Regions from separate parts of the Homo sapiens genome. Here region 2 is linked to region 1. Evidence: chromatin loops called from intact Hi-C (ENCODE). Cell type or tissue: breast epithelium. All regions are shown on one strand. Each heading gives the region's core, and the rest is flanking DNA. Links, peaks and the distances in the headings are about the cores only. Region 1 overlaps NAXD (NAD(P)HX dehydratase). Region 2 overlaps RAB20 (RAB20, member RAS oncogene family).

Region 1 (16,008 bases), core at 5,195-13,194:
ACAGAGTGAGACTCTGTCTCAAAAAAAAAAAAAAAAAAGAATTTGGGTTGATGGGGATTCATAGGATCTTTTTATCTTGGGGAATCCCAGCATCTGCTCTATCAGCTAAGGCAGTTACATCTACTCATAAAGAAAATTCCTTCAAAAGTTTTGTTGAGTAAAAAGTAAAACTGTAAGAGTTAAAAGACAAAGCTCTTTTGCTGTGAAACGCTCAGTGAGCTTTGGACTGCAGTCAGTGGAACTTGTGACACTGGTTTTTCTCTGCTGCTGAGATAATTGGAAGGATAAAAATATTGAGTGCCTTGTTTGAAAAAATACTGTTTATATTTGCAAAGATCCTTTCATTCTAGGGAGAATGTATGCTTTATTCATTGAGCTCTATAGAACATACCAGCATTTCTCTCATAGCCGAGCTGTTTTAAATATTAAGGTAAAATATATAACACAGGAAGCTCTTCAAGAAAGGCCAATTGAAGTGTAGCTGTTTAGAGACAACTCAAGATGATGAAAATACATTAAATGCCACTTTGAACCCAATTTAAGAGGTGTGCCATATTTAGAATGCCATTTCTAGGTTATTTAATTAATACCCAGTTGAGTGTTGGAATACAGTTGGGAGTAATATGATGAATCTGTCAGACTTCTGAGCACCCCAGCGGATTACAGGTGGGAGCTTGCTTTCCAGTTTGTGAGGAGAGAAAAGACCTAATAATCCTAAAGGGAAATTGAAATGAAGTGATAGTTTATTAAGTAATAATGCATTTTTTTACTTGATAAAACTTTCTGGAAAATTAAATGGTCTTCCAAAATTTCAGATACATTTCAAAAATAAACCTGATAGAAATAGCATATGTTGTCCTGGTGGGGTGGCTCATGCCTGTAATCCCAGCACTTTGGGAGGCTGAGGCGGGCAGATCACTTGAGGTAAGGAGTTGGAGACCAGCCTGGCCAACATGGTGAAACCCTGTCTCTACTAAGAATACAAAAATTAGCAGGGCAGGGTGGCAGGTGCCTGTAATCCCAGATACTCCGGAGGCTGAGGCAGGAGAATCGCTTGAACCCAGGAGGTGGAGGTTGCAGTGAGCAGGATCGTGCCACTGCACTCCAGCTTGGGTGACAGAGCTAGACTCTGTCTCAAATAAATAAATAAATAGCATGTGTTACTATATGTGTTAATTACATGTGTTCAGGCTGGGCATGGTGGTTCACGCCTGTAATCCCAGCACTTTGAGAGGCTGCAGCTGGCAGATCACTTGAGGTCAGGAGTTCTAGACCAGCATGGCCAACATGATGAAACCCTATCTCTACTGAAAATACAAAAATTAGCCAGGTGTGGTAGTAGACACCTATAATCCCAGCTGCTCAGGAGGCTGAGGCAGGAGAATTGCTTGAACCTGGGAGGCAGAGGTTGCAGTGAGCTGAGATCACGCCACTGCACTCCAGCCTGGGTGACAGAGTCAGAGTTCGTCTCAAAAAAGAAAAAAAAAATTGCATGTGTTAATGTAATTTTGAACATCATATTTGCTTACAGAAATCCATTGGGTAAAAATCTATAGCATTCGTAATAACTTTGGAGAGGGTTTTGGTTAATGGGCTATTATGTGTACTAACAATATCTGTTTACCTTTCTGAATTATTCATTTTTCTTGTCTTTCAGTTTTAGAAAGAGCGTTTTCGCTACGTAAAGCACATTCGATAAAGGATATGGAAAATACTTTGCAGCTGGTGAGAAATATCATACCTCCTCTGTCTTCCACAAAGCACAAAGGGCAAGATGGAAGAATAGGCGTAGTTGGAGGCTGTCAGGAGTAAGTAGCTGATGTGCAGTGTTGGTGTTTAAAAAGTCAGTTGCTGGCTGGCTGCTTACCTGACTGTCATTCACGCTGTCTAGTTTGACCTCAGTAATCATTTCCAAATGCAGCCTGATAGGACACTCAGTATTTTTCAGTGATCCACTTTTTGATTAACTAGGAAATAACTCTGAGGAGCCCTGACTGAATTACTCCCTCATGTGTGTCAGTGTTAAGTTTTGTCGTAGTGGGGAAATGAGCCTGTTTTTTCCACTTTCTGCTTTTCTGTATTTAACTGGACTTCATACCACAAGCATGTTTTTTGTATTTAGGATAGAAACACTCAGCAACCTCTTGGTTTACTTTGTCAATTTAAAGATGTTACTGAAAGTCATTTATGAAATTTGACAAATCCCTAGCTTGCTTCTGTTCTGTTTTGCTGCTGTGTTTGGTACGTAGCTGTTTGTAAGTTGTCCTTGGGTGTGAAGGATACCTTCTGCCTCTGACGGAAAGCCTGCCGTGGCTCCTCTGTTTCTGCTTGCTTTCTGTTTGCATGGATGTGGTATCTCTCTTTGCCCATCCCTCCATTTGCAGCTGTTGATCGTGCCATAGGGTGTGTTAGAGTTGTTACTGGATCAGGTATGTGTGCATTTTACATGCTGGTGACGCTGCCGAATTGTCCCCCCATTGCGTTAGTGTGTGTTGCCTCCCAAGAGCACCTGTTCCCTGCAGCCCTTGGAGGACAACCTTTGCTAGTGAAGTCGACAAGCTTTCTTGTTGTTTTAATGCATTTCTCTTATTAGTGAGGCTTGTTTTCACATGATGGAAGAGTGTGTGCATGTATGTTGCCTGTTCTGTACTGTCTTTTGCATTTACAACGCTATTGACACCGCTTTGCAGGAGAAGGCCATGTAAGGTGATGGGTATCAGCATTTGCCCAGGTCTCTCTTTCTTGGGTTAGCAAAACATTTCACTGCTCGGAATGGACATAAAGGTTGCATTTGCCCATCTGACGGAGGGCAGGGCTCTTCCTTTCTGTGCCTGAAGTGCCCTTAGACCTGGAGAGCCAGGGATTCCAGAACAGCCAGGCGGAAGCAGCTGGGTGGTGGGTGCCGTTTCTTGTTTGTCCCAGGTGGCCCCCATCTGGCCTCTGCTGACTGTGACTCTTGGAGGACGGGGTCTGCCCACTCTGGGACCCTGTCCATGCCCGACTGCTCCGAACATGTGGTTGTCACTTTCTTCTCTCCAGGCAGAAGCCTGCGGTCAGCTCCTTACCTTGAACATTCACATTGCAGGGAGACTGCAGGCATTACTGCCAGAGATTCACTCTCCTGAAATGCATGAAGGTTTTATGTAAAAGATCGACATTTCTGGCTGGGCGCGGTGGCTCATGCCCGTCATCTTAGCATTTTGAGAGGCCGAGGCGGGCGGATCACCTGAGGTTGGGAGTTTGAGACCAGCCTGACCAACATGCAGAAACCCTGTCCCTACTAAAACTACAAAATTAGCCGGGTGTGGTGGCGCATGCCTGTAATCCCAGCTACTCAGGAGGCTGAGGCAGGAGAATCGCTTGAACCCAGGAGGCGGAGGTTGCAATGAGCCAAGATCGTGCCATTGCACTCCAGCCTGGGCAACAAGAGTGAAACTCTGTCTCAAAAAAAAAAAAAAAAAAGACATTTCTAGTCGAACCTGGTTCATGTTCATTGAACATTTGCTGAGCATCTTTTAGGTGTTGGGTTTGTGCTGTGTGCTTCATGTCTCTGTTATTTATTGATAAACCATGTCTATATTATTTATGTCTATTTTTTATTGATAACCTATTTATTGATCAAGGTATGCTTACCTTATTCTCAGAAGTTTTTGACTCTAAATACCTTCTTTTTAGGTACACTGGAGCCCCATATTTTGCAGCAATCTCAGCTCTCAAAGTGGTATGTTTACTTAAAATTTCTTTATTGGGATTTTTCTGGTAGAGAGTTTGATTATTTAAATATGATTAAAGCAAATGTTTTCTGATAGAAATCTAAATAATATCTTAGGGTAATCATAGCTAATAGAAACACCGTTAAGTCTATCCTGACATCTGTGCATAAACAAGATCACTTCAGTTGAAGCTCATTTTTTTTTGAGACAGAGTTTCGCTCTTTTTGCCCAGGCTGGAGTGCAATGGCGGGATCTCGGCTCACAGCAACCTCCGCCGCCTGGGTTCAAGCGATTCTCCTGCCTCAGCCTCCCGAGTAGCTGGGATTACAGGCACCTGCCACCACGCCTGGCTAATTTTGTTTGTATTTTTAGTAGAGTCAGGTTTTCTCTCTGTTGGTCAGGCTGGTCTCGAACTCCTGACCTCACGTGATCCATGCGCCTCGGCCTCCCGAAGTGCTGGGATTACAGGCGTGAGCCACTGCACCTGGCCTCAATTGAAGCCCATTTTTAAAACCTAAAGCGTGATTTGTATTGTACTCCACCAAAGTGCACCTGGGATGCCTTTGTAGGTCGCAGCTGAAGCCGCTGATCCTGCAGTTTCCCATGAGCTGAGCAAGTGCTAACGGCCGGCCTCTTCCTGTGACCCTTCCTCCTGGAGGGTGACCAGACCGAGCTGGGCCGTGCTGGTGTGTGTGGCTCTGACCCTGCCTCTGCAGTGGCGGCAAAAGTCTTTCTTTTTAGGTATTGTGCTCTGCGCCCTGGCCCTTTGCTAAGCCACCTGGCTGGGTGTAATCCGAGCTAGTACGTTTCTCATGCACGTCACCAGGGCTGAGTAATGAGCGCTGGACGCCTGTGTCTGGCGGGTGGGCAGCGATGCCGGAGCGATCCCTGAGTCGGCCTCTTGTGCTCCTTCATCAGGGCGCAGACTTGTCCCACGTGTTCTGTGCCAGTGCGGCCGCACCTGTGATTAAGGCCTACAGCCCGGAGCTGATCGTCCACCCAGTTCTGTGAGTCGCTCTGCGCCGGCTTCTCGTAGGTTCTCTTTCCCTCCTGCATCATTTGGGGTTTTGGCACTGACACCGAAAGCGTCCTGATGGATTTTCCATCCTCAGAGTTTCTCAGCAGGTGCTGTAGAGGAAGTAGGGAAATGAAGGAGCCCGTTCTTCTGGGGTCAGAATAAGACAGAGACGGCGGGGTGGAGAGGTGGGTGGGGGAGCTTGGGCCTGTTGGAAATGGCCGGGGCCCAGCTCCAGAGGCAGGGAGGCCCTGTGGGCTGTGTGTGACAGGTTTGCAGAAGGTGGAAACGAAGGGCCTCTGAGCAATAACAAGACCCTTCCTGCACTCGGCACATATGTCTGGTGCCAGGCCCTAGCCTGTGTTCCATGGGTCAGCGTGGAACTGGGCAGGCAAAAACCTGCCCCCGTGGGGCTCCCCCAGACCGCCTATGCTATAGAGCTTGCTGTGTGGAGGTGTTCTCTCTGCCGTCCAGGATTGTGGCCACTGAGGGCTTGAAATGTGGCTGGGAGGTGCGGGAGCAGAGCGTTTGCTCTTGTTTACTTTTCATTGTGTGTGTTTGCACCGACTGGATTGGGCTGTGCTGCTCTGGAGACAAGGGAGAGGAGGATGTCAGGTGGTGAAGGAACCGTAGAGAGCGGCAGCAGGGAGGGGGCTGTGAGAGTGGGCAGAGGGGCAGTTGGGGCGGCAGCACAGTGTGATGACGCCTGGGTCGAGCCCGGCCTCTCCACACCAGAGAGGAGCCGGCGCGGAGCTCCAGGTGCGGTGCTGTGATGTGTCGGGTGACCAAGAGGTGCAGGGCTGGGCCCCACAGGGTGTGGGGCTGCTGTCAGGGCTGTGGCTCTGGCCCTGAGTAAGCAGGGCAGGGCCAGTGTGGGTCATAAAGGCTCCTACGCGGCTGTGGGGCTGGGCCGGAGGCTGTGGTAAGGACCTGTGGGAGGGAAGGGTGCAGTCAGATGGTGAGAGGGGCCGGATTCTGGGTATGTTTGGAAAGTTTGGGGGTGGAATTTGCCGACAGATTGGATTGGAAAAGGCAAGGGGCACAGACTCCACCAAGGGTTTTGGTCTGAGCGAGTGGTCACTCCATGTGGTGGAAACGGGCTTGGGTGGGATGAAGATGAGGCGTTGGGTGTAGGGCGCAGTTTGGCTGCCAGTTAGACATCCAAGGGACGTGGCTAGAGGGCATTGGACAGTGGGGACACGGGCTTGGGAGTCATGCACATGTGGACGGTGCTTAAAGCTGGAAGACGAGGGAGTAAGAGGCGGAGGGGGGCTGGGGTTGGGGGCAGGGGGGACTTGGCACTCAGATGCTGGGAGCACGGGCTGGGGAGGAGGCAGCAGGGGCCTCCAGGAGTCAGTGAAGCCGCTGTTTCCAGACAGCTCCAGAAGGGCCTGTGTGTGCGACTCTGGGTCAGTTGGAGATGAGGCCTGAGAACAGTTGGTGCATCTCACAGTGCGGGGTGACCCTGACAAGGGAGCTTGTCGGGGAGGAAAGGGGACAGAAGCCTTAACAGTGGGCTCTAGGAGAGGTCACACCGAACAGGAAGGAGTTCTGAAAAAGCAAACCCCTGCCCTGTTCTGAATGAGAAACTGCAGCAGGGTCAGTGCGTTGTGTGGGGCCTGGTCTATAAGCACACAAAGTAGGCTTTACAGCCACACATGTATGTGATGGAAACAAACGGGCTAACTTTAGAGGGCAAAGATGATTTTGAAAATAGCCATCGTTCTTTTTCTAACTTGTCGTAACTGTTGAAAGCTAGGCATGTAAATCTGGGCATTAAAAGAGAGATCAGGGAGAGGCAATGGCCACATGCAGTGTGGGGCCTGGTTTGGGTCCTGACATGGGAAGAGGACATCAAGAGGAAATGGGAAATTTGGAAAATGCTGTGGTTTAATGAATAGTATTAACCAATGTGAACTTGGTCATGCTGATCCGGAATGTGGGTGTGTGAGGCGTTAACCTCGGGGAGGCTAGGCGAAGGGTACATGGGAGCCTTCTGTACTGATTAAATAATAAATCTAAATTACAGAAATTATTTAAAAGTCATTACTATTTATAAGTTATTTTTTCAAAATAAAATGTAAACAAATACATGACAGTAAGTAAATGAGGAATTGTGGGTAACCATCCTGGCCTTCCTTTCCTTCTTTAGTGACAGCCCCAATGCTGTTCATGAGGTGGAGAAGTGGCTGCCCCGGCTGCATGCTCTTGTCGTAGGACCTGGCTTGGGTAGAGATGATGCGCTTCTCAGAAATGTCCAGGTAATGTGTATACTCACTCACTTCCCTCATGACAGGCTTAGCCTTAGGCGTGAAGTTGGAACAGAGGCATTTCTCTTGCATTTTGTGTAGTGTTCCGTGTGCCTCTTTGTGGCATGATTGAGATAAGATTTGAGGGACGGAGGAGAAACTGAGTGCAAAGGTGGGGAGGAACTGTGCTGAGATGTGCTTCTCTCCGGGCCCGACTGTTTTCTCATGGAGCAGCTGCAGGAGGTGTGTGTGTGGAGTTGCTCAGTTGTTTTATGTCTGATGTGAGGAGAGGGTGAGCAGGACTGAGGAGGTGACAGAGGTTTGGGGTCAGGCCTGGGTGTATCTCCCAGGCCACCCCCTTCTTGCTGGGGGATCCTGGGGTTCCCTCAGCCTCCTGGGCCGTTGTTCCCACACAGCCCTGGCGCCATGCTCTGCTGACATCAGGCTGTGAGGTGACACGGGCCTGCTTGTCCGTGCCCACATGCATATGCGCATGGACTCTCATTTATGCTGGTATTTCTTTCTTAAAGTTCATCTTATGCCCACCTAAATCCAAAAGATGAAAGTTATTCTGATCACTTTGTGCCTGCTGTAAATAAATACCACCTGGGATCAGGGGCGATAAAAAGATGGGGATGGCTGCCAGCTCTGTGTTCCCTGCGTCCTCTGACGCTCCCTGGGCTGGTGTGTCTCTGCTGGGGGTTGTGCTCCTGTGGGGCTGCCCTCTGAGACCCTTTCTCAAGTTCCGGGGGACCCCTGTTAGAGCTCCTGGGGGAAGACACAGTGTGCCAGATGGCTTGGTGCCACAGGGTGCTCACATGTGCAAGGCGTGGTGACTGCATGGGGATCAGAGGCCGGGCATTAGTGAGGGACTACGCTTGAAGCCCTTAGAAGGTGCCTGGCCATTTTGTGTTCCCCAGATCAGCAGTCACCCTGAAAATGCCAGCCATCTGCATGGCACTCTGTTGGGTGCTTAGTTAATGGAGGGGTCTCTGAGGCTGCGGGGCTTGAAGGCGGCGAGTGATGGAGCCAGCAGTGCAGGATGAGTCATCTGAGGGGCAGGCAGACGCAGGCTGACACTGCACAGACCAGGAAAAGCGGCGTGGAGTCAGCACGGGAGCCCGTCTTTGAGCTTTAAGGTCTTACCCGCTCACCGGGAAGGAGGAGGTGGCCATGTTTAGGAGCAGTAGAACCCTCTGTCATCCCCGGGGAGAGGCTCTCAATGGGGAGTCCCATCTGCAGGCTGCGGGTCTGCGGTGCACGGCTGCTGCTTCCTGTCCAGCTCTGCATCCTGGGGGTGCGGATGAATTAGAGGTGAACGAGCCAGAGTGCTCTGCTTCAGGTTATTTTCTTTGTGAATTTAAGTTCACAATTTAAAAACTGGTATCTTAAAAAACCACTGTACTGCGTGGAAGTGTGAAAGGTGGGAAGTGAGGGTGTGCGTCGCTGCCCCTGCAGCCCAGACTCTGGACCTTGCATTCTGGTTCCTGTACACTGTTGCCGTGGTCTTGAGAGCCCTCAGGTCATCTAGCGTGGGCTGCCGCCTCCTCGTCAGCTTCCAGCTCGTGTCTGGTGCGGAGCAGAGGCTTCCTACTTCGTCGACGTTCCTGAATGAGGTCATCATCTGGTGTAGGCCTGAAAACAACCCGATTAGGTAGATTCCTATTCATAGCCCCATTCTTCTGATGACAGATTGAGTCCTGGCAAGGATTCAAGACGCCCGTGGGATCTGGTAGCAAAGAAACTGCAGAGATGGTTTTTTAAAAACGACTTTATTTAGATGATTTACCTACCATACCCCTCACCCATTTAAAGTGAACTATGCGGTGGCTTCAAGTATATTCATAGTTGTGCAACCATCACCATGATCAACCTTAGAATATGTTTATTGCCTCCAGAAGCAGCCCATCCCCGTTAGCATCTGCTCCCTGTTCCCCAGTCTCCCCAGTTCCTGGCAGCCACTCAGCTAGTATGCTTTCTGTCTCTCTGGATTCGCCTGTTCAGGACATTTCATATGAATGGAATTATGCAACGTGTGCTATTTAGTGATTAGTTATGTCACTCTGCATAATTTTATATTTAGAGTTACCTGTGTTGTAGCATGTATCAGTATTCCATTCCTTTTTATATCTAATATTTCACTGTATGCATACACCACCTTTGGTTTATCTGTTGATTAATTTATGGAAAATTGGTTTCCACTTTTTGTGTGGATGTGTTTTCACTCTCCTGGGTGTTAAGTGTTTCACATTTTGAGGCCCTGCCACTGTTTCCCATAGCGGCTGCACTATTTTCCATTCCCTCTAGCAGTGTGCGAGGGCTCTGATTCTCCACATCGTTCCCAGCACTTGTTACTGTTGTTGTCTACTTAGCAGCCACTCTAGTGGGCGTGGAGCGACCTCACTGTGGTTTGGTTTGCGTTTTCCTGGCAGCTGATGCTGTTGAGCATCTTTGCATGTGCTCATTGGCTGTTTGGGTATCTTTTTTTTTGTTTTTGTTTTGTTTTGTTTTTGAGACATATTCTCACTCTGTCACCCAGGCTGGAGTATAATGGCGTGATCTTGGCTCACTGCAATCTCCACCTCCTGGGTTTAAGTGATTCCTTTGCCTTGGCCTCCAAGTAGCTTGGACTACAGGCGCCCACCATCACACCCAGCTAATTTTTGTATTTTTAGTAGAGATGGGGTTTCACCATGTTGGCCAGGCTGGTCTCGAACTCCTGACCTTAGGTATCCGCCCGCCTCAGCCTCCCAAAGTGCTGGGGTTACAGGCGTGAGCTACCATGCCTGGCCTCTTTGGGTATCTTCTTTGGAGAAGTGTCTATTCATACCCTTTCCCCACTTTGAAAACTGTTTTTTGCCTTTTTTTTATTGACTTTTAGGAGTTCTTCATATACGTTCTAGACACAGGTTCCTTATCAGAGAGACGATTTGCCGATATCCTCTCATTCTGTAGGTTGTCTTTTCACTTCGATGGTTTTGTTTACAGCACAGTTTTTAATTTTGAAGTCCAATTTAGCTGTTTTTTCTTTTGTCCCTTGTGCTGTTGGTGTCTTATCTCAGAAGCTTCTGCCTAACCCAAGGTTTACTCCTACATGTTAAGAGCCTTATTGTTTTGGTTGTTACTTTAGCTCTGCGGTGCATGTCGAGCTGATGCTGGTGTGGTAGGAGGAGGCTCCAGCGTCAGTCTTTTGCTTGTGGGTGTCCAGCTGTTGCAGCACCATGTGCTGGAGAGACTCCTTTTTCCTCCCAACTTGTCATCCTCCCTGACAATCCGTTGACCCTAAATGTGAAGGCTTATTTCTGGACTGTTGTTTCTGTTTTGTTGATCTGTACAGCTGTCCTGCAACTGCCCGGTCTTGACTGCTGTGGCTGTGTAGGAAGCCTTGACGTCGAAAGCCCGAGTCCTCCAAATTCGCTCTTTTTAAGGTTGTTTTGGCTCTCCTGGGTCCCATGCATTCCAGTTTTGGATCAGCTTGCTGATTTGTGGAATAGGCAGCCGCAACTTTGGTAGGGATGATGTTGAAACTGAAGATCAGTTGGGGGAATGTCTAACAACATTAAGTCTTCTGGTTCCTGGGCTGGCTTTGAACCCACGTTGTCTGAATCTGGAGCGCAGGCTCTTGACCAATGCACCTGTCCTCACACTGTGCTCTTTGCACACTCGTTAACAGTGTGTCCTGGAGACTTTTTCATGGAAGGATATGTGGATACTCATTATTTTTAACAGCCACATCAGAATTTATGGATCTACTACAGTGTATTTAGTTCATTTACACTGTTTTCAGCTTTTTCTTCATGTTAACATCAGTGGTGTCCTGAATCTATGTGTTTTGTGCACTCTTTTGGGTGAAGTTCCATTGCTGAATCAGAGTAAGGACGTTTAAATTTTTGAGAGATGCCCCCAGATTTCTCCCTAGTGTACCAAGGTTTGCTTTCCCATGGGTGGGGACACCCTTCTGCGCTGGGTGCTCTGATGCTGCAAACCTTTCTAGGAGACCCATGTAACATTGCATTTTCCAGGGTTTGAATATTCACTTTTGAGTACTATTTGCAAATACATTAAAAGAAAACACAGAAACAGATGAAAATGTCAGATTGTTGCCAAATACTGCAACATGAAATCAGAAACTGATCTAAAATCTGAATTAGCAAAAGCCTGCCAGTTTTAACAGTAAAGCCAAACTCAGGGCAAGCAGACAAAGAATTTTTATTGTTAATAAAGGGAATAATAAACTTCCATGAAGTCTCAGGTACCTGCCTCCCTGGAAGGGGCTTCAGGACACACTGCTAATGCTCGGACCAGTGTCAGAGCCAAATACACACTTTCCTATGGCTGGAATGTGCGTCATAAACAGGCTGAAATGAGCACTTTGTTAGGCGAGCAGCTAATGCTTTGTCAGCTTTCAAATTTCATTTAATATACACGGCTTTAGTTTTCAATACTTTAAATTATTCTTAGCATGTATTTTTATGTCCAGAATTGGTGGGTTCTTGGTCTCACTGACTTCAAGAATGAAGCCGTGGACCCTCGCGGTGAGTGTTACAGCTCTTAAGGTGGCGCGTCTGGAGTCTGTTCCTTCTGATGTTCAGATGTGTTCGGAGTTTCTTCCTTCTGGTGGGTTCGTGGTCTCTGTCTCAGGAGTGAGGCTACAGACCTTCGCGGTGAGTGTTACAGCTCTTAAGGCAGCGCGTCTGGAGTTGTTCGTTCCTCCCGGTGGGCTCGTGGTCTCGCTGGCTTCAGGAGTGAAGCTGCAGATCTTCGCGGTGACTGTTACAGCTCATAAAAGCAGTGTGGACCCAAAGAGTGAGCAGTAGCAAGATTTATTGCAAAGAGCGAAAGAACAAAGTTTCCACAGCGTGGAAGGGGACCCGAGCGGGTTACCAATGCTGGCTCGGGCAGCCTGCTTTTATTCTCTTATCCGGCCCCGCCCACATCCTGCTGATTGGTAGAGCCGAGTGGCCTGTTTTGTCAGGGCACTGATTGGTGTGTTTACAATCCCTGAGCTAGACACAAAGGTTCTCCACGTCCCCATCAGATTAGTTAGATACAGAGTTTCGACACACAGGTTCTCCAAGGCCCCACCAGAGCATCTAGATACAGAGTGTCGATAGGTGCACTCACAAACCCTGAGTTAGACACAGAGTGCTGATTGGTGTATTTACAAACCTTGAGCTAGATACAGAGTGCCGATTGGTGTATTTACAATCCCTGACCTAGACATAAAGGTTCTCCAAGGCCCCACCAGAGCAGCTAGATACAGAGTGTCGATTGGTGCATTCACAAACCCTGAGCTAAACACAGGGTGCTGATTGGTGCACTCACAAACCCTGAGCTAGACACAGGGTGCTGATTGGTGTGTTTACAATCCCTGAGCTAGATATAAAGACTCTCCACATCCCCACCAGACTCAGGAGCCCAGCTGGCTTCACCCAGTGGATCCCGCACCAGGGCTGCAGGTGGAGCTGCCTGCCAGTCCTGCGCCGTGCGTTCGCATTCCTCAGCCCTTGGGTGGTCGATGGGACTGGGTGCCGTGGAGCAGGGGGTGGTGCTCGTCGGGGAGGCTCGGGCCGCACAGGAGCCCATGGAGGGGGTGGGAGGCTCAGGCATGGCGGGCTGCAGGTCCCGAGCCCTGCCCGGCGGGAAGGCAGCTAAGGCCCGGTGAGAAATTGAGCACAGTGCCGGTGGGCTGGCACTGCTGCAGGACCCAGTACACCCTCTGCAGCCGCTGGCCCGGGTGCTAAGTCCCTCATTGCCCCGGGCCAGCAGGGCTGGCCGGCTGCTCCGAGTGCGGGGCCCGCCAAGCCCACGCCCACCCGGAACTCCAGCTGGCCCGCAAGCGCTGCAGGCAGCCCCAGTTCCCGCTCGCGCCTCTCCCTCCACACCTCCCTGCAAGCTGAGGGAGTGGGCTCCAGCCTTGGCCAGCCCAGAAAGGGGCTCCCACAGTGCAGTGGTGGGCTGAAGGGCTCCTCAAATGCCGCCAAAGTGGGAGCCCAGGCAGAGGAGGTGCTGAGAGCAAGCGAGGGCTCTGAGGACTGCCAGCATGCTGTCACCTCTCATTTTGTTTAATGTTTTCTATTTTAATGTTTTGTATTATCAGGTGTCTGTCAAGTCAGGATCACTTTACATGCTACTGCAGTGTATAATCTTGTCACAATGTATTGGCTCATAATAATAAAAACCACCAAATATTACATATATGTGTGTGTATCTATACATGTAGTTTTTTTTTTTTAATAGAAAACCTTTGAAACCTTCACTGTAATCCTATCAGGGAAAAATGATTCCCTGTTTATTATTGTTGTTATTTTAAAACGTGTAAGTAAAGTGATATGAAAAATACATAATGACTAATGATTTGGGGAATTCTCAGGAATTCAGATTTCCTGCCTCCGAATGCTGCGTATTAGTATCTGTTGGAGAACTGGATGCCCTTGCTGGGGCGGGGGCTGTCTTCATGGGTTAGCCTAGGAGCCCAGCTGTTGTTCATAGCGTTTCCAGTGGGCTTCGCCTTTCAGAGTTCCCAGTGTCCTGCCTTGTTTACGGGCTCTGCGAGTTCATTGGGTCTTTCTGCTTCTCTATTTTATTCATTTACTTGATTATTTTCCATTTATTGTTTGATGGCCTGATGTTGCATTTTATTAAGAGTCTGCTCAATTTTCTGTCACTCTTGGGAAAAGTGTCTTAGTCGGTTTTGCGCTGCTGTAGCCGTACCACAGACTGGGTAATTGATAATGAACAGGCGTTTACTGGCTCACAGTTCTGAAGGTGGATGTCCAACATCAAGGTGCCGGCATCTGGCGAGGGCAGAAGGGCAGGAGAGAGACCCTTATGCCTCTTTTAAAGGTCATTAAACCAACCCATGAGGACACTGCCACATCACCTTTTAAAGGCCCCACCTCCCAGGACCCTTCCCTTGGCAATTAAGTTTCACCATGAGTTTTGAGAAGACACATACCCACACCATAGCAGCAGGCATGGTGCTCAGTCTGGTTTTCTCTTCTGGCAGGGCATTTTGGAAGTGTCAAAGGCCAGGGACATCCCTGTTGTCATCGACGCGGTGAGTTGACTTCTCTCCTCCTGGCTCGGACTCCCGGAAGGCCTGTGCAGTGAGCACGGCTCCTTGTTCTGTGCAGGATGGCCTGTGGCTGGTCGCTCAGCAGCCGGCCCTCATCCATGGCTACCGGAAGGCTGTGCTCACTCCCAACCACGTGGAGTTCAGCAGACTGTATGACGCTGTGGTGAGTCAGTGGACCCCCTGGAGGGTAGATGCAAGCCCTGTTCGTCCTGAAGAGGGTGAAGGACGAGCTCCATGCTTCTGCCCAGCCTGTCCCTGTGGACACACCTGCAAGTAATCGCTGTGCCTCTCCCAGCGGATGGCGCGTCTTCCCATTAATGCGCTTGGATTGGATGAACGATGGTGTAGTGGGCTTGGGACAGGCAGGGACTCGGGTCAGTCAGCCCCTCCTGCAGTGCACTCTGGACAGGTCACTTTGTCTGTGTCCTGAGTGCCTCATCTGTAATGTGATGATGGCATCAGCTTCACGGGGTTGTGAGGATGAGATGAGGAAACCTATGTAAAGCCGTGAGTCCCCACATGGTAAGTGTCCCATCAATGTTAGTGCCCAGTACGACTGGAATTTGTATTACTCCTGCAAAGCTCTCAGAACCCAGTCTTGGGTGGTCCTCCTTCAGCCTGCTCTGATGAGGTAGAGGATGGGCACTGGAGCAGGCACCGTGTCAGCACCTGCTCGGAGGACTCACTGCAGGTGATATCCTGGGCATCCTCCCACCTACATGGCCTTTAACAGGTGCCTGGGTGATCCCTTTAGACACGAGAGCATGAGTCTCATGGCGGATGGGACAGGGCTATCTGTCGTCGTGTGTCTGAGGAAGACTTTGCTTTTTCTCTGTCTTCCTGTGTTGTCATAGCTCAGAGGCCCTATGGACAGCGATGACAGCCATGGATCTGTGCTAAGACTCAGCCAAGCCCTGGGCAACGTGACGGTGGTCCAGAAAGGAGAGCGCGACATCCTCTCCAACGGCCAGCAGGGTGAGTGGCGGCTGCCCTCTGTGCATGGGCCAGTGCCAGGTCAGTCAGCATGGCCACACCGAGCATGAGCCCTGGAAGACCTCTCCCGTGCACACCCGTGTTCACACACATTCACACAGGGATTCCTGATGAGCTCGTCAACCACACTTTCTTCAGAGTCCATGTTTTGACTTTTCACTGTTTTGCCAGGGGAGGTGACAGTGGTGAGGGCAGGCTTTCGAGCCGTGGGCCTTACCCGTTGGTTGAATTCCCTTGCCTCAGTTATGAGAAGCAGTCTGGCGGGAGGGTGCCTGCAACAGCAGGGCACAGTGCAGGGTCCCGCGTCTCCAGCTGCCACCTTCATCTCACCTGTGGCATCCACCATCCATGCAGTTATTTGGGTATTTTATTGCATTTCATTCTCTTTTATCAAAATGACTGGAAAGTGCAGAAAGCCCCGAAGCTGATGCTGGTAGTGGAATCTCAGGCACTGAGTGTGGCGAGTCTCAACTGGCCACTCCCACGGAGCCTGGGGAGGCTTCAGCAAGAGCCAAGTGAGAGCAGGGCAGAGGCCGGGCCCAGCGCCAGCGAGGCATCTGGGGAGCCGTGCCCTTGTTAGCGCTGAAAATGGAAGCCCCTCCATTCAGGCCTGGACAGATGATGGGCAGCGAATGTGCTCACCTGCTGAGCTGTGGGGCTGGACTAGGTACCAAAATCAGGGTAGAACACTGAGGCGTCTGTGGGCGGGTGTGTGCACATCCACACTTGTACACTCACATTCACATGCACATATGTGCACACGCATGCAATTCATACACATGCACAGTTGTGCTCACAGCCTCGCACGCCCTTGCACACTCGCACTTATACACATGCATGGTCATGCTCACAGCCTCGCACACGCCCTCGCACACTCATCCACACACAGCTGTGCACAAGGAACACAGAGCAGATGTTCTCAGAGGGACTCTGACACCTTTGAGATGAGGGTTTTTTAAT
Region 2 (16,008 bases), core at 5,365-13,364, 79 kb before region 1:
GGCCACCAGCTTTAGCACATGGGAACGAAGTGTCTTCAAACAATCCAGAAATTGTTATCAGCCCAGGCACAATAGCAATACAACTGCCACATGAAAGCTCACCTCGTTCTTATCTTCTCATTAACACAAGATTCGCTAGAAGATTTCCAGTGACAATGTCAATTTGGAAAGTATTTAAAACTTCCTCCATTCCTTCTGACTTCTCATTTTTCAGGAAAAGCAGCCAAGTTAGCAGGGAACTGCCTGCCCTAATCTTGGTATTAGTGGAATTCTCTGGGCCAGAGCCCTTCGCCTGCCTGGGGCTCAGCTTCCTCAGTGTCCCTGCACCAACTGGATCTGATCCCTTTAACCAAATCAGTGTTCCTTCCAGGGACTTCCCTAAGGGCTAGCTGACTGCGAGTTTACTTCAAGTGCCAGGCGGAGTGTCCAGCCACACACACACACACACACACACACTCTCACATACATGCACGTACATGCCATGCACACATACACATACTCACAGTTGCATTTCTTTCTCCCCACTGTGTCCACATTTCACACATCTGGAATCAGAGACCCCAGATGCTCACACACGGAGACAGTAACCAGTGGCCACCATCAGCAGGAACGGGGTGCAAACAGCCTGGGGAAGGAACTGCCAAATAATAAGGGTGTTTGTTGGTTTTGTTTTTGTTTTGTTTTGTTTTAATTTTATTATTATTATACTTTAAGTTTTAGGGTACATGTGCACAACATGCAGGATGACGAGTTTTGTTTTGTTTTTAATCAGAACGCTTGCTGTATTTTATTCTCAGCTTTACTGGGGTATAAATGACAAGCAAAATTTGTAAATATTTCAGATGTACAACATGATATTTTGATGTATCATGAAATGATTACCCTATTAAGCTAATTAACACATCTATCACTGCACATAGCTACCATGGGTGTGCAGACAGAACATTGAAACTCCACCCTCTCAGCCAATTTCAAGCCTATCACATGGTACTGGTTAACTACAGTCACCTGCCTGGGGCTCTACATTAGACCTCCAGAACTTATTCAGCCTGCAGAACTGAACCTTCGTAGCCTTTGATTAAAAACTCCCCAATTCCCTCTCCCCACCCACCTGCCAGCTCCTTGTAACCACCATTCCACTCTGCTTCAGTGAGTTCAACTTGTTCAGATGCCAGGCATCAGTGAGACTATGTGGTATTTGTCTTTCGGTATCTGGTTTATTTCACTTACCATGATGTCCTCCGGGTTCACAAACAACAGGATTTCTCCCTTTTCCAAGCTTGGATAATACTCCACGGTGTATATTTACCACATTTTCTTGATCCGTGCACATCAGTGGAAGCTTAGGTTGATTCTGTATCTTGGCTACTGTGAACACGGGAGTGCAGACATCTCTGAGAAATACTGATTTCCTTTCTTCTAGACAGATACCCAGCAGTGGGACTGCTGGATCATTTGTTCTAGTTTTAATTTTTTGAGGAACCATCATGTCTTCCACCGCGGCCATACCCGTTCACATTCCCACCAGCAATGTGCGGGGTTCTCTTGTCTCCACATCCTCACCAGCACTTACCCTTTGTCTTTCTGATGACAGCCATTCTAACAGGTGCGACCTGACAGCTCACTGTACTGCTAACTTGGCTGTCTCTGCAATTAGTCATATTGAACATTTTTTCATATACCTGTTGGCCATTTGTATGTCTTCTTTTGAGAAATGTCTATTCAGTTCAGGACCTTTGCTCATTTTATTTTTTTTTATTTTTATTTTAGAGACAAAGTCTCACTCTGTCACCCAGGCTAGAGTGCGGTGGTGTGATCTTGGCTCACTGTAACCTCAAACTCAAGCGATCCTCCTGCCTCAGCCTCCCACGTAGGTGGGACTACAGATGTGCACCACCTCCCCTGGCTAATTTTTCTTATTTTTTTGTAGAGACAGGGTCTCACTATGTTGCCCAGCCTGTTCTTGAACTTCTGGCCTCAAGTGATCCTCTGACACCTCGGCCTCCCAAAGTGCTGGGATTATAGGTGAGAGCCACGGCACCTGGCCCTTTGCTCATTGTTTAATCTGGTTGTTTTCTTGTTACTCAGTTGTTTGAGTTCCTTATATATTTTGGATATTAATCCCTTATCAGCTGTATGCTTTCCAAATATCTCCTCCCATTCTGGATGTTCTCTCTTTATTCTGTTGGTTGTTTCTTCTGTTCTGCAGAAGCTTTTTGGTTTGATGCAATCCCATTTGTCTATTTTTGCTTTTGTTCTCTGTGCTTTCTGGAGTCACATAAAAAAGAATCATTAGCCAGACCAATACTGCAAAGCTTTTTTCTTATGTTTTCTTCTAATAGTTATAGTTTCAGGTCTTATGCTTGACTCTTTAATCAAATGTGGGTTATTTTTTTTTTTTTTTTTTTGAGACGGAGTCTCACTCTGTCACCCAGGCTGGAGTACAGTGGTGCGATCTCGGCTCACTGCAACCTCTGCCTCCCAGGTTCAACTGATTCTCCTGCCTTGGCCTCCTGAGTAGCAGGATTACAGGCACCTGCCACCACACCCGGCCAATTTTTGTATTTTTAGTAGAGATGTGGTTTCACCTTGTTGGCCAGGCTGGTCTCAAACTCCTCCTGACTTAAGCGATCCACCCACGTCAGCCTCCCAAAATGCTGGGATTACAGGCACCCAGCCTGATTTTTGTATATGGTGTGAGACAAGGGTCTGGTTTCGTTGTGCATATGGATATCCAGTTTCCCTGGTACCATTTATTGAAGAGGCTGTCCTTTCCCCCAAAGGTTCTTGGCATCTTTGTCAAAGATCAACTAACAGTAAACGTGTGGATTTGTTTCTGGGCACTCTACCCTGTTCCATTGGTCAATGTGTCTGTTTTCATGCTGAGGTCATGCTGTTTTGATTACTATAGCTTTGTAGCATATTTTGAAGTCAGGCAGTGTGATGCTTCCAGCTTTATTATTGCTCAAAATTGAGCAAGAATTTTGCTGGCTATTTTGGGTCTTCTGTGGTTCCACATAAATTTTAGAATTTTTTTCTATTTCTGTAAAAAATGCCATTGGAATTATGATAGTGATTGCATTGAATCTATGAGTGGGATTTTAAAGCAATTCTACCTTGACACATGTTAAAAAATAATTTTCCAAAAAGGGCAAAATCATGACTCTAATACAGATGTAAAAATAAAGACACGTTAAACTCATGCAATGAAGGAGCCAGACCTAGGTCATAACCAACTCAAAGAAGTCAAGGCACAGAGACGTGTGGCGCAGACAGACGGGAATACTGGAGCCTGTGGAGGGTGACATCTAGGAAGACACATGGAGAACCAGAGAGGAGTGCCACAGTGAGTGTGGAAACACAGGTAAAGCGCCTCACCGAGGGAAAGTGACGCACCACACACCCTCAAATCTCAAGTAGGTCTCTGATATGGTTTGGCTGTGTCTCCGTTCAAATCTCAACTTGAATTGTATCTCCCAGAATTCCCACGTGTTGTGGGAGGGACCCACAGGGAGGCAATTGAATCATGGGGGCATAGTCTTTCCCGTGCTACTCTTGTGGTAGTAAATAACTCTCATGAGATCTGATGGTTTTATCAGGGGTTTCTGCCTTTTGCCTCTTCCTCATTTTCTCTTGCCGCCACCATGTAAGAAGTGCCTTTTGCCTCCCACCATGATTCTGAGGTCTCCCCAGCCATGTGGAACTGTAAGTCCAATTAAACCTCTTTTTCTTCCCAGTCTCGGTTATGTCTTTATTAGCAGCATGAACACGGATTAACACAGTCTCCATTAAAAAATACCTAAGAGTGTAACTGGGTTGTTTGTAACGCAAGGGATAAATGTTTGAGGGATGGATACCCCATTTTCCACGATGCAATTATTATGCATTGCATGCCTATGTCAACACATTTCATGTACCCCATAAATATATACGCCTACTATGTACTCATAAAAATTTAAAAAGTATTAAATAAGTGTATTATGTCTCCCAAAATAGTGCCCATCCTAGCACCCCCTTCTCTTCCTCACAGCAAGTGTTAGAAATCGTATTGTGAATGCTCTTTGTCTGTGGTCGGTCTCCCCAACTGGACTGCGTATTCTGTCTACTGCCACTTGCCCACGCTTAGCAGAGCATCTGATTTATAGGCAGTCCTCCAAAAAGTGCTGAATAAATGAGCAAGTTCACACTCACTGAGTGTTCACTCTACACACATCAGGATATTAAAACTAGAAGGAGCTTGGAGATCCTTGTGCTGAGGTGGTGACTGAGGTGGACACATGGGCCCCCAGAGCTTGGGCAAGTCTAGAGAAGTGCATCAGTGCCACCTTGGGAAGATGATAAAATTCCTGCACTCCCCCTCAAAAAGAAGGAAATACAAAGCAACATATAAAAAGGGCACAATAGGAGTCTGTAAAATATGCCCTGTAATGTTAAGGACCTCTTTACAGTCCTTCGTTCTCTATTATTAAGCAATTAATGACTAGAGCCTTGCTGTGGGGGAAAATGCTGCATTTACTTCTGAGCTCTACATTCCTGTTTCATGATCTGACTCCACAGAAACACCGTGGATCCTGTAGTCTTCACCCAGAAGCCAGGACCAAGCATACAGCAAAGCAGATGAAAAGTCAATGTCCAACCAGAGCCATTCCAATCCATAATTCTGAAAGTGATTCCTTCACATAGCAGAGAAACCCCATGAGATAGGCACCAAAAAAAAAGCCTCAGCCATTTAATCCTTATCACCCTTTACAAAAGCTAAGGGAACCTATGATGTGCCAGGAGAAAGAAGATGACATTGCATTACTGAGAGTCGAGAACCATGCTGGGCTCCCTGCACATCTGTCATCTTATTTAAGCTTCATAACTGTCCCTGGAAATAAGGTTTATTACTACAGTTTTAAGAAGACATCACTGAGACTCAGAGACAGGATCATATCTTCATTTTGTTTTCTAAAAGTGTTCCAATTGATTCATCTAAAAAGAAAACCTGCTGATCCCAAATACAGCTGTGAGGGAAAGGTACAACCCTAAATTCACCTATTTGGGCAACATAAGTCATTTCAAGTTATGCCATGAGATGGTAGCGTCCCGAAAGGCAGTTCCAACCCACAAGGAAGCACAGTCACACATGAGTCTTCCATTTCTAAGTAGAAATGCCTCATTTTTTATTGATGCACTCAGCGGCTCTGCAGGCCACCCTTGGTCTGTGTGACAGGGCCACTAAGCGTGTGTCATGGCATGGTGCTGGGTGACACCCAGGCTCACAAATCTTAACTGACCTGGAGCATCTGTGAACAGTACAAGCTGAACTTCTGTTTTTTTTTGTTTTTTGGGTTTTTTGTTTGTTTGTTTGTTTGTTTGTTTGTTTTTGAGACAGGGTCTCACTCTGTTGCCCAGGCTGGAGTGCAGTGGTGCAGTCACAGCTCACTGCAGCTTCAAACTCCCAGACTCAAGTGATCCTCCCACCTCAGCCTCCCCAGTAGCTGAACCTACAGGTGTGCACCACCATGCCTGGCAATTTTTTTTCAATTCTTAGTAGAGACAGGGTCTCGCTATGTTGCCTTGGCTGGTACCTATCTTCTGACTTCAAGGGATCCTCCCGTCTGAGTCTCCCGAAGTGCTGGGATTACAGGCGTGAGTCACCACGCCTGGCCAAGCTGAACTTCTGTACCACAAACAATAGAAAGTGTTCCTCCTTCTCAAGGACTCATATGTCAGAAGCCTGGAATGCCGCCAGTCAAGGCCAGGAAGCTGACTGTTGCGCCAAATCACAGCGGTCTACACGGCGCCTCCTCTAACCAGACTGTCCTGAACTAGAGCAGCCAAGGTCAGGGAAGGGAACGGACCCCTGCCCCAAACACACTGAATCAGCTGGCTCTGCATAAATGAGAAAGCGCAGCTCAGACACGAGGCGCAACAAGCTTCCTATGTGAATGAAGTGCGCTTAATTCTACACGGGGAAAGCGTTAACAGGAATCTTAACACATTGATCTCGTTAGTGATGAGACAGGCCACAGGTTGAAACTGTTTTTCATTTACTATCGTTGGGTGCAGCAGGACTTTTCTAGTTCACAGGCACCCCATGCACGAAATAGAACGTAGCCCGATGTACATTTATTACCTTGTGTGAGTGAATGCATACTTGGAGCAATTCCTTTCCAGTTCCACTCTCACTTTAGGATCCAAGTCACTTCTACGAAGGACACAGCAGGCTGGTGAGATTAAGTGCATAAATCCTCGGACAGGTCTGCCCAGATCAGATCCCCACTCCACCACTCCTGGAAAATAACCTTGCTACCTGCTACGGTGCCAGAGAGGATTAAAGGAGCTAAAATGGGGAAGCGTTTTGCAGAGCCTCTGGCACATATTAAGTGTTGTGGAAGCATCGGCTATAATTTAAGGCCAAAGCTATAAGGCCAAAGTCTGTAGACTGGAACCTCAGTCTTGGGAAGCCTGCATGACCCCACAAGCTAATGCTAATCAGCCTACACAACAGTATTGCAAATAGGCCGTCCCATTTATTCTTTGTATCTAAACACTTACTTTAAAATATAGGTAAGCATTTCAGATATAACCTGGAGCAAAAAGTTTCCCATAGCAGGTATTCTATAACTGTGAAGCTACCACCAGAGCAACTCCTTATGCCGTCAAGGCTCTTAGTAATAAAATTGAGAATTTCCAAAATACAAATAGGAAACCTGGTCAACAGACTACAAAAATAAAAGACACTGTTATCCTCAAGGCAACTTCAGTTAGAATGCTACATCTTTTTGATCCAACAATTTTTCTTTTATGGATTAGAAAACACCATAATTCGGCCGGGCACGGTGGCTCACACCTGTCATTCCAGCACTTTGGGAGGCCCAGGTGGGCAGATCACTTGAGGTCATGAGTTCGAGACCAGCCTGGCCAACATGGTGAAACCCCAATTCTACAAAAAATACAAAAATTAGCCAGGTGTGGTGGTGTGCACCTGTAGTCCCAGCTTCTCGGGAGGCTGAGGCAGGAGAATTGCTTGAAGCTGGGAGGTGGAGGTTGCAGTGAGCCGAGATCACACCACTGTACTCCAGCCTGGGCAAGAGAATGAAACTGTCTCAAAAACAAAAATAAAAACAAAAAAAAACTCTTGTCATTCTGGAAATGTCCACAATTCAGTCTCACCTGCCTCCATCCTCATGAAGGCACCAGGGGAGCGCGGTGGGCTCACCTGATTTCTTGGTTAGGTCTGTTCTGTTCCTTTTTTATGCGGGGTCTGTCGGTGGGCACTGCTCCAATGTGAGGGGTCCAGGCTCCATCGTAGCCTCTTAACCAGCTCAGTGCCAGGAAGGGTGGACTTTGACAAAAACCCACCTCAAATCTGCACTCCCCAACCTGGAGTGCAACCTGTGGCAAGCTCCCTAGGCTCTCTGGGCCTCAGCTTCCTCATCTGCACCGAGAGGTGAGGATAACACCAAGCACACAAAGTGGATGCCGGAACAATGGACAATGCCAGAAGGCACTGAGTGTGATGTCTGGCACCCAGAAGCATGATAAATGCCTGCTGCTCTCACAGCCCAGGGCTCCAGCCAGGTAAGGGCTGGGTCCCTACAGAACCCAGAGGCCTGAACATGTGTGTGATGATTCCAAACTTCCCAGGCCAGTTTTTCATAGGACACTACCCTGACTTCCTTGCAGAACCCTAGCAGTAGGTAGCTGAGCTATTTCAGAGGCTTAAGACCAGTGTGCGGAGAGCGGTTAGGCCAGAGGGAGGAAAGACATCCGTTGCCATCAACATCTTGTGAGTCCACAAAACAAATCAGCAAATATTTACAAAATGCTTTGCTTGGAGCTACAAGCTTAGCTTGGTCTGTGTTAGAATATAAGCTACTAAAAGTTAAGTGTGTTGATTTGTATCAGCTTGGGTTAAGCAGGAAGGAATATTTCAGACAAAAGCTGAATTCTTGAATGCAGATTCATTTTGCCTGTGCCCTTTGGCATTTCCGAATTTCTAGCTTCTTCAGCCCTGAATCTGGAATCCAGGGAACTCACCACTGTGTCTTTTCATCCACGGTTCCTAGCTCATGATTCTTACAGCCATTGTTACAATCTATTGTTATAATGTTGGGTGCCTTAGGCCTCAGGAACAAAATCTTTCTCTCTGACCTTCTCCTGTCCTCCTTTCACCTGGCCCAGGCCGGACTCTAATCTGATTGTGGGTCATTAGACCCTCCTTCCAGAGAGGGTCCTGCCCCATACCCTAGAGGAAGGAATGCTGCAGAGAGGCCTGGGGAATCTGAACAGACAGGCCTTGCTGGGCTTAGACTGCACCCTTTTTATCCAATCACACTTTTTTAAATTTTTTTTTTTTTTAATTGAGATGGAGTCTTGCTCTGTTGCCCGGGCTGGAGTGCAGTGGCACAATCTCAGCTCACTGCAACCTCTGCCGCCTCCTGGGTTCGAACGACCCTCTTGCCTTAGCTTCCTGAGTAGCTGGGACTACAGGCACGCGCCACCAAGCGCAGCTAATTTTTGTATTTTTAGTAGAGACAGAGTCTCGCCATGTTGGCCGGGCTGGTCTTGAACTTCTGCCCTCAAGTGATCTACCCTCCTCGGCCTCCCACACTGCTGGGATGACAGGCCTGAGCCACCACACCCGGCCTTTCCAATCACATTTTGACATGATGCCCATGCCTCAACCACAGACAACCAATGAAGTCTCCATAAGAAGCCCAGAAAACAGGGTTCAGGGAGCTCCCAGAAAGCCGAGCACATGGAGGCCAACAGGAAGGTGAAGAAGAACTCACCCCCATGCCACAAGGGCACCCCAACTCTGTGGCACCCCAACTCCATGGACCCCAACTCTGTGGCACCCCAATTCCGTGGCACCCCTTCCAGACCTTGCTCCATGTGTCTCTTCATGCGGTTGTTCATTTGTATCCTTTGCAATATCCTGTCTAATAACTAGTAAACAAACATAAGCAACCGTTTCCCAGCAAATTAATTGAACCCAAAGAGGGGGTCGTGGGAACCCCCACCTGAAGCCGGTGGATCAGAAATTCCAGATGCCTGGAATTGCAACTAGGGGGAAGGAAGGGGTGGTCTTGTGAGACTGAGCCCTCACCCTGTGGTATGAGACGCTACCTCCGGGTAGATAGTGGCAGAATTAAACTGGAGGACACCCAGCTGGTATCCACTGCTCGCTGTGTGGGAAAAACCCTACACCTTTGCTCACAGGAGTTTCCTGTGTCAATGATGGCTGTGGCGCTGTGAGAGCAGAGGAAAAACTCGGGTTTAGAGTTTTTTCCTGAAACACATTCCCGAGGTATCTAGTGGATCTGCCTTCTCCTTGCCACCTTCCAGAGTCTTATGTTTGCTTTTAAGATAAAATCCAAGGTTTTGGGCTGTAATTAGAGGGAAGAGTAGGGGAAAATACATCTTTTCCAACTTCCCAGAAACACAGTCCTGGTATGTTAGTCTTTTTAATAGATTTGCAATGATATTGAACTCAAAAGAAATCAAGAGCTACTAAAGAAGTTTTTTAGGATACCATATAATTAATGTCCCAGACCCACAGTTCCCTACCACGCACACAATGGCCTATTGTATCACAGCACTCAGGACAATGATATTTCCACACTAATTTTATCATTCAGGGTCAATACATCGCTAAGAAAATGAAACTGCTAATGTCAGTCTGTGAATTTTCCCCACTGCTTTCAAAAGTTTCCTTCAGCAAAAACTTAGTTTCAAAAATATCACAGAGCAAAACATTACATTCTATGGAAAACTCCAAGTGAGTAAAACCCAAGGAGTTTATAAATCCAAGGAAAGAAAAAGAGATCAGAAAAACAGACAACCAGCAGTATGTACTATGGGGTGCAAGGTCACTTTGTAGCAGTTTGGTGGAAGGAGGAATTCTTCCCTCTGCTACAAAGACCAAGAAATGCTTCACTGAAAGATGGGATAAAATTCAAGCTGGGCATGGCCAGAGACGCTGTAAGCACCTGTGAGAACCGAGCAAAGACAGGGCACACAGGACGAACTGCAAATCGTACATCAGGGCTCAAGTGCCAGCAGGCAGATAAGAGGAGTGATAAGCTGGGGAGTGCTGGAGGGGCTCTGAGCAGGGAAGGTGACCAGATCCAGGAGGCCTGGCAGAAAGACCCCTCAGTGAGGTGCAGAAGAGACAGCACCAGGGAAGCCAGGGTTGAAACGAAGCTGGAACCTGCCTGGGCCAGCGTTCGCGGCCAGCTGGACCATGGAACTCTGTCGTCGCAGTGATGAATCCATTATCCTAAGAATCAACAGCTGTTTAGGCGTGTGTGTTTGTACGTGTGTGTATGTTTGTACAAAATTTATTTTTCTTGGAGAGGGATGTTATATGAAGTCTCAATACAGAAAGAAGGGCAATTTGATCTGGCATCATAAATTTTCAGCCAGGCATGGTAGCTCATGCCTGTAATCTCGGCACTTGAAGAGAACAAGCAGGGACGATATCTTGAGCCCAGGAGTTCAAGACCAGCCTGGGCAACATACTGAGACCCCTGTCTCTACAAAAAAAAAAAAAAAATACAAAAATTAGCTGGGTGTGGTGGTGCTGTAGTCCCAGCTGAGAGGTGGGAGGACTGCTTGAGCCCACGAGGTCAAAGCTGCAGTGAGCCAAGATCACAGCATTGCATTCTAGTCTGGGTGACAGAAGACGACCCTGTCTCAAAAAATAAATAAATAAATAAGACGGGCGCGGTAGCTCACGCCTGTAATCCCAACACTTTGGGAGGCCACGGTGGGTGGATTGCTTGAGGTCAGGAGTTCAAGACTCGCCTGACCAACATGGTGAAACCCTGTCTCTACTAAAAATACAAAAATTAGCCGGGCATGGTGGTGGGCACCCATAATCCCAGCTACTCGGGAAGCTGAGGCAGGAGAATCACTTGAACCCAGGAGGCAGAGGTTGCAGTGAGCCGAGATCGTGCCAGTGCACTCCAGCCTGGGCAACAGAGTGAGACTCTGTCTCAAAAAAAAAAAAAAATTAAAAATAAATAAATAGGGCCAGGCGCAGTGGCTCACGCCTGTAATCCCAGCACTTTGGGAGGCTGAGGCGGGTGGATCACAAGGTCAGGAGATCGAGACCATCCTGGCTAATATAGTGAAACCCCGTCTCTACTAAAAATACAAAAAATTAGCTGGGCGCGGTGGCGGGCGCCTGTAGTCCCAGCTACTCAGGAGGCTGAGGCAGGAGAATGGCGTGAACCCAGGAGGCGGAGCTTGCAGTGAGCCAAGACCATGCCACTGCACTCCAGCCTGGGGGACAGAGTGAGACTCCATCTCAAATAAATAAATAAATAAATAAATAAATAAATAAATAAATAAAAATTTCTATTTCTCCAGAGAGCTTAAAGATAACAAAGCATGAAATTGTCTCCCAAAGGCATTCAGTGTGACTCAGGTGCTCGTTAACAAACACAGTTGACCTTAATTAAGTTTCTCCTGAACCACAGTGCACTAAAGAGCCTGCAAGGTCCCCTGGCACCCCAGGATTCCCAGGCGCCACTCCAGGAGGCTGTGGGCCGAGCCTCCCAGCGCACACTGCTCGCAAGCGGCCACTGTGCTCTGCAATCTCCGAGTATAATGTCGCTTTGTCCACTCCTGCTGAGGCCAGGACAACCAATTAATTCTCTTTCCCCCATCTTAATACCCACATTCATATTCAGGCCACTGTTGCTGGTCAATAAAGCAGAGGGACTCTACAAATGAGGCCTTGCACCCAGAAGGCACCTGTTCGAAGTCCTCAGTAGAGGTGACCATGTGGACCCACATGTGCCTGGGGTTTTGCAGGTTGACCTTCCAGATACAAACCTTAACTGGCATTTCTTCCAAGATCTTTTGTTCAGTAGGAGCTGGTGTTCATCTTAAATCCACCCTCACTCCACTCTAGCTCAGTACACACACACAGTAGAAACTTGAGAGCTGCTTGTTGAGTTGAACTGAATCTTGGTGTCCTACAACTGCTGAATATTAAACCTTTTTAGAAGCGTCTATACCTATGGGAACAGACTTTTAGAGAAGCATTGTCTCCTTTACACAACCCAACCAGGGATCAGCAAATGTTTTCCGCAAAGGGCCAGATAGTAAATATGTTTGGCTTTCGGTGCTGTCTGGTCTCTGTTGCAATGACTCAACTCTGCCATTACAAGGTGAAAGCAGCCATAGACAATGCATTTAAGTGCATGCATGTGCATGTGGCTGTGCCAATAAAACTTTATTTACAACAACCAGCAGCAGGCCTGCGTCAGGCCCCAGATCTGTAGAAAGACCATGTGATTGACCAAATGGTCTCCAGTCACACAAACACTAATTGTCAGGCTGAGGGTCACCATATTAAGGCCTCAAAAACCACTCAGAAGCCTCTCCCGACTGAGGCTAAAATAGAAACTAATGTAATAGGAAAGCCAGCTAAAATCTGACTCCTGGCTGGGCGCAGTGGCTCATGCCTGTAATGCCAGCACTTTGGGAGGCCAAGGTAGGAAGATCACTTTAGCCCAGGAGTTCAAGGCCAGCTTGGGCAATGTAGCAAGACCCCGTCTCTACAAAAACAAAAATTGTTTTTTTAAATAAGGGTGCACACCTGTGGTCCCAGCTACTCAGGAGGCTGAGGTGGGAGGATTGCTTGAGCCTGGGAGTTTGAAGTTACAGTGAGCTGTGGTTACCCCACTGCACTCCAGCCTGGACAACAGACCAAGACCTTGTCTCAAAAAAATTAAATAATTATATAAATAAATAAAATCCCCCTGGCTCCACGTGTTTTGCAGGCTGTGCATTCACTTTTGCACCAATCTCTCAAGGCTTTTAAAAAATGTGCAGTCCTCACACAAGTCAAAAGTGCCGAATGTCAGCCAGCCATGGGGTCCCTGCCAAAGAGAGCTGCTCTCCAGGCCCACCCACAGCATCATCACAATTCCAACCTGAAGCAGCAACACATATGACACAGCCTCCACCCCATTCCGTTAGGAGCAGCTGTCATGTGGCTGGGGGCTGAGGTTTGTGTGTGGACTGGAAGGAGAGAGGTGGGGGCTCGCGGTCCTCTGAGCTGAACTCTCCCTCTCATTCGGCACCTTCACCCACAAGCCACCTTTGTCCTTCACAAAAGCCACCTGGGCTCTGCCTCAGACAGACAGCAGTTCACAGCATGCAGGCCAATCTCTTAGCTAACTTCACGGGAACGAGCACTTACATTCTCCCTCCTCCAGGCCCAAGATTTCATAACCAGAAACTCCAGCATCCTCTCCTGGGCTGCACTGCAGTTGTTCAGGTAAAGAGAAAGCTCTTAAACCAATTGCTCAGAATCTTGCCTGGGGCTTAGGAAAGAGCCTGCATGAGCGAAGCAGCATCTTCATTTGCTGCAGAGCCCAGCCTGGGTTCACAGCACCTCTGAGGCCAGAGAGGGCCTGGAGAACCTGAGATCCTAAACCCATCACGAGCCTTTCCTTGAAAAATCCTTGCATTTCGGCTTGGGAGGGAGGGACCTGATCCACTGAGAAACCCGTACTCTAGGTCCTGAGCCAAGCAGCATCCAGACCTTGGGTTCCCAAGGGCAGGAAGACCAAGCTGTGAAGCTGAGCGGCCCTGGCACCGTGTCAGGGAGCGACTGTGGGAGCCGCCTCCCCTCTGTAAGATGCTGCTTCCCAGTCTGTAGGACGGCAACGTTGACGCCTCCCAGGAGGAGCCTTGTGAAAAGGATGTAGCCCGGGAGTATGGAGCCTGCACAGAGCCTGGCACGTGGCAGGGACCCACATACAGTGGCAATTACTGTAAGTGTTGGAAGCACGAGTTTCGGAGGCAGCCCGTCCTGTTACACACAGGCCACACCTGCTCTCCCACCACAAACCTCCAACTACTCTAACGCGCCGGAATAGAACTCAAATGAGGCTTGAATTCCTCTTCCACGTGACAACCTTCCAACACTCAAAAACTTCCTGGGACTGGGGCTCCAGTCCTCTCCATTCCACACCACAGAGTCCCCCATTTTCTCAGTCCTGCCTTTTGTCACACAGATTCCAGGGCCATTGCACCCTGATCCCTTCTCAGGTGGCTCAGCCATCAGCATCCTCTAAAGAGGCCAGAGGCTGGGCCCATCTCTCTTCCACATCTTTGCCGTCCACCCGTCCTTGGGTTCTGGCACCAAGAACATTGGGGTCTGCAAGGCTCATGCCAAAGCTCAGACTTCTAGTTGAGACAGACAGAGGAACTGTTTCCTCGCAGCTTGGGCAGAGGACGCCACGGAAGCGCAAACGTGAATCAGCCTGTGCCTTCTGCGGGTGAAACCAGTCATCAGCCGGCCCCCTGCTCGACTCCAAACAGCAAAGGAAGAAATTCAATATGGCCAGGTCTCCCAGGTTGCTGAGCCCTTGGGTGGCAGATGGCGACTTTTATTCTCACTCTTTACCACGGCCACCGCGAGTGCCCCCAGCCTTCCCTCCTCTCGCCGTGGCCTCCCCATTTATTAGAGACTTGTTTGCTAGGGGCCCAGCTGAGCCTCCCTCCTCCCTTTGTAACATGCCTGCTGGTGTAACCTCAGTGACAGGCACCCAAGGCCAGGAGACAATGTTTGTTTAGCAAAACTCACATGGTACTTCCTCATTCTGGCCACTGTTCTGAGAACCTTGCCAGTGTTAACTGGCTGACTCCTAACAAAGCTCAGACAGGTGCCCCTTTCTTCCCTTATTACACAGGAGGAGCCTGATGCAAAAGGAGGTGACACAGCCACAGCCACAGCTGTGGTCGGCAGATGCCCTGATCTCCAGAACCTGTGCCCTCATCACATGGGTGAGGGACGCTGAGCCTGCCAGTCAACCACCCTGAAAACAAGGGCCAGGATGGATCCCACAAAATCACAGGGGTCCTTTAAACCCTTAGAAGAGGGAAGCAGAGGGGCTGGTTCAGAGGGATGCTGTGTAGGACAGACCTGACCTGACTGCCTTTTCGGAGAGAGGATAAAACCAGGAAATCAGGCAGGCTCCAGAAGCTAGGAAAGTCTAAGAAACAGGTTCCTCCCTTCAGCCTCCAGAAAGGAATGCAATCCTGCAAGCTTTGACTTTAGCCCAGTGAGAGACTCATTTGGGACTTCTGACCTCCAGACTACTTAAAGACAATATATCTATGGTTTTAATTTTTATTTATTTATTCATTTGAGACAGGGTCTTACTCTGTTGCCCAGGCTGGAGTGCAGTGGTATGATCATGGCTCACTGCAGCCTCAACCTCCCAGGCTCAAGAAATCCTCTTACCTCAGCCTCCCAAGTAGCTGGGACTACAGGTGCGCACCACTACACCTGGCTAACTTCTTTATTCTTTGTAGAAACCGTCTCCCTGTGTTGCCCAGGCTGGTCTTGAACTCCTAGGTTCAGGTGATCCTTTCACTTCAGCCTCCTAAAATGCTGGGATTACAGGCAGGAGCTACCATGCCCAGCAAATTTGTGTTGTTTTAAGTAACTAATTTGTTATAGCAGCAATAGGAAACTGACACAGACTTTGGAACTGGGAGCAGAGAGAGGCTGTCACGAATATGGAAGTGGCTTTAGAACTGGGCAATGGCAGATCTGGGAGGATCTGAGGATCATGAGAGGGCAGCCCGGATTGGCCTAAACAGATGGTTGGCAGGAAGGTGCACATGAACAGCCCTGCTGGTGAGGAATCAGAAGGAAGCGAGAAGCATAGCAGAGAAAACCTGCATCCTCGTAGTGAACACCTCCACCAGAAGGAGCCAATTACAGGTGGAAGCCTGGGGTCTGAATGAGGACTGTGTTATCAGAAGCTGGAGGAGGGAGGATGTGGTGCCAGAGAGCTCAGCTGAGTCGTGCCCCACAGCTGTGAGGGAAGCATCACTGTGTGATGAAGTTGGATATGTAGCTGAGGAGATTTCCAAGCAAAGTGTTGAAGGTGTGGATTTTTCTTGCTGTTTATATTAAGATGAGGAAGAACAGATAGGATGAGGGAAGAATTGTCGAACAAAGAGGAGCAGGACTTGGTGATG

The links. Hi-C counts contacts between places; a loop is a spot of excess contacts. Peaks named below come from ENCODE experiments on the same cell type or tissue, not always from the same donor. Only the 100,000 strongest peaks of a DNase experiment are listed, where the experiment ranks them.
Region 2: a loop joins it to region 1, with 16 times the contacts of the local background. A loop is called at or near these places in 13 of 110 quality-filtered maps.

The regions. Positions count from the first base shown.
Region 1 is chr13:110,620,559-110,636,566 of GRCh38, forward strand. It overlaps NAXD (NAD(P)HX dehydratase), which reads left to right. Exons shown (of 10, transcript NM_001242882.2): 2 at 1,658-1,808; 3 at 3,676-3,721; 4 at 4,632-4,720; 5 at 6,881-6,989; 6 at 13,987-14,037; 7 at 14,114-14,218; 8 at 14,910-15,030. Among named protein-coding and RNA genes, the nearest start is that of NAXD-AS1, 12 kb to the left of the region's middle. RefSeq lists enhancers at 12,008-12,670, 13,665-14,494, 14,495-15,323. In breast epithelium, for the core only: no CTCF peak of the experiment used is centred there; no DNase peak of the experiment used is centred there; H3K4me3 peaks cover 401 bases; H3K27ac peaks cover 2,388 bases.
Region 2 is chr13:110,541,386-110,557,393 of GRCh38, forward strand. All of the region lies in intron 1 of RAB20 (RAB20, member RAS oncogene family), which reads right to left. Among named protein-coding and RNA genes, the nearest start is that of RAB20, 12 kb to the right of the region's middle. In breast epithelium, for the core only: no CTCF peak of the experiment used is centred there; a DNase peak (open chromatin) is centred at 5,716; H3K27ac peaks cover 1,444 bases.